Linked DNA regions of Homo sapiens: region 1 is linked to region 2. The links are chromatin loops, found by intact Hi-C in ENCODE. Cell type or tissue: PC-3. All regions are shown on one strand. Links, peaks and the distances in the headings refer to the core of each region. The heading gives the core; the rest is flanking DNA.

Region 1 (5,392 bases), core at 88-5,087, 53 kb before region 2:
AAAGAGGCACTGACAGAATCCGATGAGACTGGTGTGAGGAGGAGCTAGAAAGAGGAGTTATGGATTCTGGTTTTGGAGTCAATGTAAATGGTAATACCCCCGATCTCAGATCATTACAACCTCTGCCTCCTGGGTTCAAGTGATTCTCCTGCCTCAGCTTCCCGAATAGCTGGGATTACAAGCAACTGCCAATATGCCCAGCTAGTATTTTTAGTAGCCACGCTGGTCTCGAATGACCTCAGGTGATGCACCCGCCTCAGACTCCCAAAGTGCTGGGATTCAGGCATGTACCACTGCATCTGTTAGTAACCTTAATTAAATATAGTACATAAGTGGGATGAGTGAGGCAAGAAAGATATTAAGTGCAATTTGGACATGTTCATTTTCCAGGGGCTTGTCGGGTATTCGGGTGTAGATGTCAACATGACAATTAGAAATATCATTCTAATATTCAAGAGAAAGATCACTGGAAATAAACACACAGAATCACTAACATATTTCAAGTCATGGAATAAGATGGAGTGATCAAAAACATCATTTTAACTGAAAAGAGAAGGAAAACATTAATAGCTAATCTCAAAATGAAGCACAAGCAAATAATTCTGAGGAAGAATGTTGCAGAGTAAAGGAAAGTACTATAAAAGAGGGTTATAAGAAAAAAGAGAAACTGGTGTAGACAGAGCAAAGTGCAATGGTGAGATTGGTAGGTGAAAAAAATGAGAGTACAAATGCAGAAAAATCAAGGTCATTGTTAACCTTAATACAATATTTTTGTATTATGGTCAAAATAAAATTTAGGGTTTAATGGCTTGAGAATTTAATTGATGCTGAGAAAGACTATAGCAAATGCAAAATGGACATCAATGCTTCAGAAGGTTTGTTTCAAAACAGTAAAAAAAAAATTGTAACTTGGAAGGAAATTGAAATAAAGAGGAAGAGATTATTTTCTAATTGATTAATCAATCATGAATTGATTTCATTTCATGGAGGGGATAAATTGCTAATAATAAAGGAGGCCAAGACTGAAATCTGGATCCAGTTTTTCTACTGTGGGTGATCTATAATAAAGATGGATTCCGGCTGGGCACAGTGGCTTACGCCTGTAATCCCAGCACTATGGGAGACCAAGACGAGTGGATTACCTGAGGTCAGGAGTTCGAGAACAGCCTGGCCAACATGGTGAACCCTTGTCTCTACTAAAGAAATACAAAAAATGAGCCAGATATGGTGGCCTGTGCTTGTAATCCCAGCTACTCGGGAGGCTGAGGCAGGAGAATCGCTTGAAGCCAGAAAGGGGAGGTTGCAGTGAGCCGAGATTGTGCCGCTGTGTTCCAGCCTGGGAAACAAGAGTGAAACTCCTTCTCAGAAAAAAGAACAAAATATGGATTTTAAATAAGAGAAAGAGGGGAAGAAGAAGAAGCAGAAGGAGGAAGAGGAGGAGGAGTATTGAAAAAGTAGGGAGTGGAAGAGACAAAGGGGAAGAGGAGAAGAGGGTGAGGAAGAAGATAATGAGAAAAAATAGGCCGGGCGCGGTGGCTCACGCCTGTAATCCTAGCACTTTGGGAGGCCGAGGCGGGTGGATCACGAGGTCAGCAGATCGAGACCCAGCTAACACGGTGAAACCCCGTCTCTACTAAAAATACAAAAAATTAGCCAGGCGTGGTGGCGGGCGCCTGTAGTCCCAGCTACTCGGGATGCTGAGGCAGGAGAATGGCATGAACCCGGGAGGCGGATCTTGCAGTGAGCCGGGTACGCACCACTGCACCCCAGCCTGGGCGAGAGAGCAAGATTCTGTCTCAAAAAAAAAAAAAAATGTGGGGGGGATCTTGGGGGTGTATATAGAGCAACAAACCTGCCACCATCACTACCCAAATACACCAATTTCATGAAAGAGCAAATTTTCAAATCTTGCATTCATAAGAAGATACCCTAACATCATAGCCAAATTGGGTGTACAGGAAGATACCAATTTATTCTTGCCTATACCAGAATTCCTCCTTCTTACTGGTTGAGTAAGGGGCAGGAGAAATCTAAAATAGCACACTGAGAGTTAAGCACCTGTAAACAAAGGAGATATTTGAACAATATAAGCTAAAGGCTAGAAAACTTTAGCTTATGAAAGTGAGATTAAAAATAATAGAGAAAATATTATACTTATGAAATGAAATCTTAGGGAAAGAAGAAGAAACCTATCTTTAAGCACGTGTGCTAAAAGGAGAATAATATATGTTGATGAAAATATGTACATTGAAAGGATGGGAGTATGGACCTGATCTTCCTATGGCCTCTGATTCTCTGAAGTGTGTAAGAATATCTTATGTACTCAGAGTGAGAGGGCTTCAGGAGATATATAACTGTTTACAACAAATCATGGAGCATCCAAATATTAAGATTATTTAATGGGATTACTCTCTAGCATTGTGAAGTGGGGAGAAATTATGAGAATCACAAAGACTAGTACATTTTTTTCACTGGATCTTGTTCTTCTCAAAGGCAGGAAATAGATCTTAACTGTGACCTCTATGCTGAACACAGGGCATAACATATTGCAGTGATGAAACTAAAATTAATGTAAAATTGGATCATAAATCATTATAACTTAAACAGATATCAATTCAGTTTCTGTATTTTAATTTTTAATACTGTATGTGTATATGTATTAGGGTTCTCTAGAGAGTTAGAACTAGTAGGATAGATGTGTATATGCAAGGGAGTTTATTAGGATAATTGACTCACACAATCACAAGGTGAAGTCCCACAGTAGGCCTCTGCAAGCTAAGGAACCAGGAAACCAGTCCGAGTCCCACAACTTGAAAAGTAGGTAAGGCGTGATACTGCAGCCTTCAGTCTGTGGCGGAAGGCCTGAGAGCCCCTGGCAAACCACTGGTGTAAGTCCTAGGGTCCAAAAGCTGAAGAACTTGGAGTCCGATGTTTGAGGGCAGGAAGCATCCAGCACAGGAGAAAGTTGGAAGCCAAAAGACTTAGCCAGTTTAGTCCTTCCATGTTCCTCTGCCTGTTTTTATCCTAGCTATGCTGGCAGTTGATTAGATAGTGCCCACCTAGATTGAGGGTGGGTCTGCCTCTCCTAGTCCATTGACTCAAATGTTAATCTCCTTTGGAAATACTCTCACAGACACACCCAGGAACAATACTTTGCATCCTTCAATCCAGTCAAGTTGATACTCAATGTTAACAATCACAGTATAGACATAAACTTTCTCCAGTTTTTAAAACTCATATAAAGGGGCAATGAGAAGGCTTAAAAAAGTTAGAGGTAATAAACTGTTCTCATTGTTACAAGTAAAAGCTTTTATTATAGATATAAAGTCCATTCGTTAACTTAAAAGTATGAGATGATCTAAATAACTTCAGGCACTCATAAAATTATCCTATGTTACATGTTAAATTGTGTATTATAATTTGTATATTAATTAAAAATTGATTTTTTCAGTTATAGAACAACCACACAGGGAAAAAAAAAACCCTAATAGCTTAGCAATACAATGAAAATTAATGCATTTTATCAACGAACTATTCTCCATAGTGGCAAGCAGTTATAAAACTGTTGACTTTTAGAAAATGGAACTGTGAATGAACCCAAGCTTAATACATCTTCAAGAAACTTTTCCTAATTAGTCATATTTGGGTATCCATATTTCATTTGACAGATTTTGCACATTGCTTTCTCCCACCCTCAGAATAACACAGAGAACATGCTACAGGTTAATTTCCTCATTTTTCTGAGCAATTGTTGGAGGCAAGTGTGGGAAATGAGGAAAATGTAGCAGTGACAAGGGACAGAAGTTGAAAAAAATCAGAAAAAAAAAAACCCTTACCAGTTCCTACTAAAATAGAAGTTTCATTCTTCGCAGTCTCAACCCACTGTTGAGTGTTGATTTTGCCAGAAAATAGTGAACTAATAAAATTTAATTATTTCATTATTTGTCACATCACTTAAAATGTGCCAGTGCTGCTAACATGATTTTCATAGTGGAAGTTCCGTTCAGTGATACCTCTACCCATCCAACGAAAATTTTGTTTTTGACTTCTCTGAAGGTATTAAAGCTAAAAGGCTGTAAGAAGTCAGATGGCAACTGCTTTCCAATTTAAAAATCCTTAAAATCTACTGTATGTGCCTTCTTCTATAGCTTATGTTTTTATTTATTTACTGTTTTGTTTTGAGAAGAAAAAGGGCAGCAAACACTGAATTCAAGTCTTAATAGCATGAGTATAGGTGCTAATTGTAGCAGCCTGTCTACTTTAAAGGCATGATTAAGAGGAATGAAACATATTTTTTTTCATTTTTATCTCAAAAAGCAGGAACATTTGAGACTATTTACATGAAGATGGTTGTAATACACCGTTTCTTGGGGAAAAATATATTTTTTCTTCAAGATGAGGTGCAATTTATCCTTGAGGTACTACAGATGTTTTTATGTAAAATTCTAATCATGATATTGTTTTTAGATAATTTTCTTTGGTGACAATATTTAACACTTTATCTTAAATATCTTATTCATCTAATAATATAGTCCTTGCTTCTGTTAGTTAGTATTCTTTATGATGAACCAAAGAATGACTCTGGGTTACTGAGGCACAAAGGGAAGATTCATTGGAAGAGCAGATGGTGGCTTGGGCAGCCTGGGAAAATTTAATGGATGGGAAAATGAGTGTCATAAATAATATGCAACAAGACAGGTCTAAGGATCCAGGTAGCAGGAAATAAGAGACAGTTTCCTAGAGCCACTCCTATTTGAGGAATCAGCTCTAATTCTTACCGTCTTTGTTGCTCTGCTGAAGACAAGACTTAGAAGAACGTGTCTGATGGGCTTCCATTGAGTCATAATTCTACCCCTTAGTAAAAACAAAACAGAGTATGTGGTAGTTCCAACCAGAAGGCAAAATATATAGGAAAGAGGCATTGCCTTATAGGAATTTGGAAAGCTAAAGGAAAAGATATAAATTGGAGGAAGGGAGATGGTTCTGGAAATACTATATTCTTGGTTTTTTGAAACCAAAAGTTATTCTTATGTTCATAAATAAGAGCTCCCTAATTCCTGTTCAGGTTTTGTTTTTTTTTTAAGTTTTCATTTCTTTTTTAATAGGTCTTTTTGGAGGGTATTTTCTTTAAAAATCATGTCAATCATAGAAAAGTTAATTTTGTCTTTTCAAATTCTATCAATAATGTAATCTTGTTCTAGTTTAAAATTGTTTCAGTTGAAATCTACACCTGGAAGGGAAGAACAAAAGGCACAATGGTGTTAGATTGTATTTAATCTAAGTAATGAATAGGAAATAATACACTTTTCTAATTTAGTCTGAGAACAGAGTACTATCAAACAAGATTCATCAGACAAATCAAAAATGAATCAGAATAACCACCAGTGTACAG
Region 2 (5,392 bases), core at 160-5,159:
TGTTATTACCACTTTCTTTTAGGGAAGCTATATTGCATTTATTCCCACTTTTTAAACATGACTGAGAGTTCTCATCTGGAATAGCACACATGTATTTCTAACCATCCTAGTGAATTAAAATTCGTATTTAATTACCATATAAGTGCATATGTTTAGAGCTCAACTTTAAATCCCAAAACTTAGAGAAATGGAATGCATTTTATGTTTTGTAATATATTCCTCTTTGAACACTTTTGCCTCTTATGATTGACTCTGTATCCTTTTTCAATCTTAAATATTTTGACTACATTGATGATTTTTACATAAATATTACGGAAGGCGCTACATTTCAAGAAAATTATGTCTTGAAGGGAGTTCTACAAATGAAAAACTGATGCAGTCTCATGCCAAGAAATACCTGCCATGGAATCTTTTTTGTGTTTGCCAACTAATATAATTGGCTTTCTGATTTGAGGAAAGTTCTCTTAGATCCTACCGCTCAGCCTGAAGAAAATTAAATTTATCTATAAACAGAATGAAAAATGAAAAGACTTCCTTCTCTATTCTTCTTTCCCTCACTAATGTTTAACATTCAAATGAATGTCCCAGAGCAGTATGTCCAAACTAGATTTCACATGATGAGAGTTTATGTTGTTATTCTGTCAATGCCTTTTAGATTTTCAGAAAAAAAATATTGTAGGTTGCTTACATAATACTTTGTTTTACTTTTTGCTGTCTTATCTAAAAGAACTTCCTTAATGTGTCTTTTTCCAGTTCATTGGTATTTTGTAATTTCCAGCTTGAATCTCACTTATTCTTTTTTTCATTTTTTTCAATCATTACCATGCTGTGGATGCATGTGAATGCATAACTCTAAAATCAAATCTTTATGAATCTTTATTATAGCCAGTCTTTTTGTTTCTATATTACAGAAGAAGAAATGGTTGGAAATAAATATAAATATTTTGACTATAACTGGTTGCTAGGTAAACCAGTGAGAGAACTAGACATAATATTTTATTTATATTAGAAACAGCATTTCTAAAGCAGTGTTTTTTGGTAGACTAATTACTTAACCTGGAAGCTGCACACAAGAATTTTATAAAGACAATGCAACTTCCAAAGAAGGTGCAACTGGGAAAAAATACTGGACTTTAGGTTTAGAGAAACAAGCTTTATTTCTAGTTCGACTACTTGTAACCTTGGCCAAGTTATTTAACTATCCTAGGTCTGTATTGTCATATATGTAAGGATACAGTTGGAGTCATAAAAGTCTGAAAATTTGACAATGCTAAAATTTATAATACTCTTCTTTAATGTTTCATTAATATACATTTATATTACAGTGTTTTACATATGAAAGGAAATAGAGATTAAAAATTAAATGTCAACTCTTGCTATATATTGGTTGATTTGTTTTATCCTCATTGCCAGATAGACAATTTTTAGAGAAGAGTATTTTATTATCTGTTCAAGGGCACACAGCTAGTAAATTGGGGGACTGCCATTCAAACCTAGGAATTGGTTCTCAAGCTCATTCTCTTTCTCCTGTACAGTAGTTTATCTCAAAAGCAAGTGAATGTGTTTATTTTGCAATAGAAATTAATATATACTTCAATATATCCATCTGTGTTAGATGAATATATTTGGGTGGTCAGGAGTGAAAAGTCTTTAGCTTCTATTTGCATGTTCCATTTCTTAAAGATTGCAGAAGTACACGTTTATTAATTAATAAACTTAAAATGACTTATAGAGCTTAAACTAGGTCAGTAATAAGACATTCTACACAGTCTACTAAAATAATAACTTTACATTTTAAAAATAATAGAAATTGCATAATTTCTTATCCCACAATTGCAAAGCAAAATTTCTAAGTATTATTTGATAGCAAGTCTTTCTGTGTTCAGTTAACAAGACAGCTCAAAACTATACCTGATTTATGATACTACAAGCTTTTTCAAATATTGGTCAATTATATGACTGATTAGAGCCCCAGAAAAGTGGGTATAGACTAAGTATAGCTTCTAAGTAAAATATCATTTAATTTGTTCTGAGTTGAAAAAGAAATGTATATAACTCTGTATATAAGATTATTGCATCAAGGAAAGGAGTATTCCTTCAAGAATACTTTCGATTAAATTCACTTTATTTGTGTTGTGCCATCCTTTGTCACTGTACTCTGAACCTTGTTAGGAAATTCCTTTGGACACACTGTATGTCCCGAAGCACTTAACATTCCTAAATGGTTTTCTTGGAACTTGCTTTTCATTTCCTCTGCCAGGCATGCCAGTGAATTTGACCTTTGATCTATAAAAAATGCACTTCAATATAAATGGAGGTAGGAGAATTGTGGTTCCTTGTCACCTTTTATATGTTGAAAAAGTACATTTTTAAAAACATTTTGAGAAAACATACAATTAAACAAAATATATAGTTAGTTAGGTTCATAGCACATCTCCTCCACACCCTTCTTTAGTGAATATATTTTTAGATTAGGTTACAGTCAATGACTTATGCATTCTTTATGTCACCACAAAGACAAATAGCATTAATTTGCATTCTTATTTTATATATTCTTCTAGTCATCTTTATTATTCAGAAGGCAAGAACAATTAAGCAAGTAAATATGCTGCTATGTACTTCTAACATTTTTAGTTCATTCTTCAAACAGGATATATATATATCATTGCAGGCATGCATTTAATTCTCCTAATTGAAAATAAATTCAAGTCATTTTAAATAATAAATGCATTCATTTGAAATACCGTAAGTAAGCCTCCACTCCATCTATGACTAAGTGACAAAATTTTTGACCACTTATCTTCTTCACATATATTCAATAAAAAGAAAACAACAGGCCGGGCGCGTGTGGCTCACACCTGTAATCCCAGCACTTTGGGAGGCCGAGGTGGGTAGATCATGAGGCCAGGAGATCAAGACTATTCTGGCTAACACGGTGAAACCCCGTCTCTACTAAAACTACAAAAAAAAAAAAAAAAAAATTAGCCGGGCGTGGTGGCAGGTGCCTGTAGTCCCAGCTACTGCTACTGGGGAGGGTGAGACAGGAGAACGACGTGAACCCGGGAGGTGGAGCTTGCAGTGAGCCCAGATCGCGCCACTCCACTCCAGCCTGGGCTACAGAAGAGACTCTGTCTCAAAAAAAAAAAAAAAAAAAAATGAAAACAACAAAAATAAAAATTAAATTAAAGAAAAACATAATTGAGTGGCAGCACTTACTAACTTTATTTTACTATATAGGAGTAACATTCAAATTTGTCATTTGTATTTAATGCAGAATTCCTCACTTTACTTGGATTGTGCTTGGTACTTATTCTAAAGTAGAAGTTTAAAATGATTTTACAAATACAGACTAATATTTCATTCATTCAACATATTTATTGTACATGTATTAATGCTGAACACTAGGGAAGATGTTGGAGATACAATGTGAATAAGACAGAGTTCCACTTTCAAGGCCACTGATATGGTGGTTTGGCTCTGTGTGCCCATCCAAATCTCACTCATCTTGAATTTGTAATCCCCATGTGTCGAGGGAGGGCCATGGTGGGAAGTGATTGGATCATGGGGACCGTTTCTCTCATGCTGTTCTTGTGATAGTGAATGAGTTCTCACAAGGTCTGATGTTTTAAAACTATTTGGCAGTTCCCTCCTGGCTCTCTCTCTCTCCTGCCACCATGTAAGACATGCTTTGCTTCCCGCCGTGATTGTAAGTTTCCTGAGGCCTTCCCAGCCATGTGAAACTGGGAGTCAACTAAACCTTTTTTCTTTACAAATTACCCAGTCTCAGGTAGTTCTTTACAGCAGTGTGAAAATGGACTAATAGAGCCACGTATAAGGAAATATGTAATTAACAGAAACCAATACATTCTGTGATGGGAGTAAGTACAGGATGCTATGGCAGCATATAGGAGACACATGAGGAATCTCATTTGGGTGTGATGGATAAGGTGAAGGGATTTTACATAAGACCTGGAGGTTGAGAAGAAATTAGCCAGATAAAGAAGAATTATGCCAAATGAATAAACACATTAAAACTTTAAGAATTTCTTCAGATGTACATCGATTCCTCTTTCAGGCCTGAGTTAATAAATGTTATACTGGAATGTACCTTGTTGAGCAGAGCCAACTCTTCACTTCATGATTTAGAACTGTGGTGTTGGTGTGACTTAAGTGAAAGAAGTTAATGCAGTAATCGGAACATTAACCCAAGGAAGATTCTAGGCCTGCCCATTTCCCTGAAGTTTCCCAGTAAATCGTTACTGCATGACTCCTCCAGCAATTTCAACAGAAAGCTTTAATAATTTAGATGTTGAATAAGATTATAGAAAACTTTATTTAAAATATATGAGATTTAAATTTATAATTTTAAAAATTATTGGTTCTAGCCAGTTTTCTAGATTGCTGTAAAATACAGTTATTGACCAAGTTTGTGAATTAGTTCTCCCATCTTAACTAGATTATATTGAACAAATATAATTATGTAAGATTATATATAACAAATGATTGTGTGGTGATCAGCTGATATTACTGCCACTATTATAACATGAAATGTTCAATTATTCACAGTTGAATTCTGTCATGTCACAATGACAACCATGAAATGAAAATCCTTTAGAAAAATAAAAGAAGTTGCAAAACATGTTTTAGTTTAATTTCTTAAATTAAATTTAATAGGGAGTATATGGAGGGGACCGGCCTGAGGAAATGAGAGTAATAAGGAGTGATTATATGAAAATGTGAAAACGATCTCACTGTATTACCAACAGTTGCCTATTTGGTGAATAAGTTTTGGTATTCCTACAAAAAACAAAATAATATAAGACTATGATTTTTATTAGTTTCACTATTGGGAACACTATAGGAGCAATTATTATGGGCCCCAAAACACTTTGTTACAATTAAAATTGTTCAGGTCAAAGGGAGAAAAATCATAGTTGGTAGTTGAGTCATTCCATTAGAAGATAATAATTTCTTGATGTATGTCTATTTTACAAAACACACATTCAGGTTAAAAGAGGTGTCCAGTGCAGGTGCGGTGGCTCAGGCCTGTAATCCCAGCACTTTGGAAGGCCAAGGTGGGTGGATCATGAGGTTAGGGGTTCGAGACCAGCCTAACCAACTTGGTGAAACCCCGTCTCTACTAAAAATACAAAAATTAGCCGGGTGTGTTGGTGCATGCCTGTAATCCCAGCTACTCAGGAGGCTGAGGCAGGAGAATCGCTTGAACCTGGGAGGCAGAGGTTGCAGTAAGCCGAGATCATGCCCCTGCACTCCAGCCTGGGTGACAGAGTGAGACTCTGTCTCTAAAAAAAAAAAAAACACAAAAAGGGAGAGATGTTCAACAGGATATCAGGATATCAGTTTTCAGTTTTACTAACCCGACCAATCAATG

The links. A loop is a pair of places that touch in the nucleus more often than their neighbours do. Peaks named below come from ENCODE experiments on the same cell type or tissue, not always from the same donor. Only the 100,000 strongest peaks of a DNase experiment are listed, where the experiment ranks them.
Region 1: a loop joins it to region 2, with 2.1 times the contacts of the local background. A loop is called at or near these places in 1 of 110 quality-filtered maps.

Annotation. Positions count from the first base shown.
Region 1 is chr12:90,762,708-90,768,099 of GRCh38, reverse strand. The region is part of intron 2 of LOC105369895 (a long non-coding RNA gene); the gene reads left to right. Among named protein-coding and RNA genes, the nearest start is that of LINC00615, 150 kb to the left of the region's middle. In PC-3, for the core only: no CTCF peak of the experiment used is centred there; no DNase peak of the experiment used is centred there.
Region 2 is chr12:90,709,691-90,715,082 of GRCh38, reverse strand. No RefSeq gene overlaps it. Among named protein-coding and RNA genes, the nearest start is that of LINC02822, 120 kb to the right of the region's middle. In PC-3, for the core only: no CTCF peak of the experiment used is centred there; a DNase peak (open chromatin) is centred at 2,222.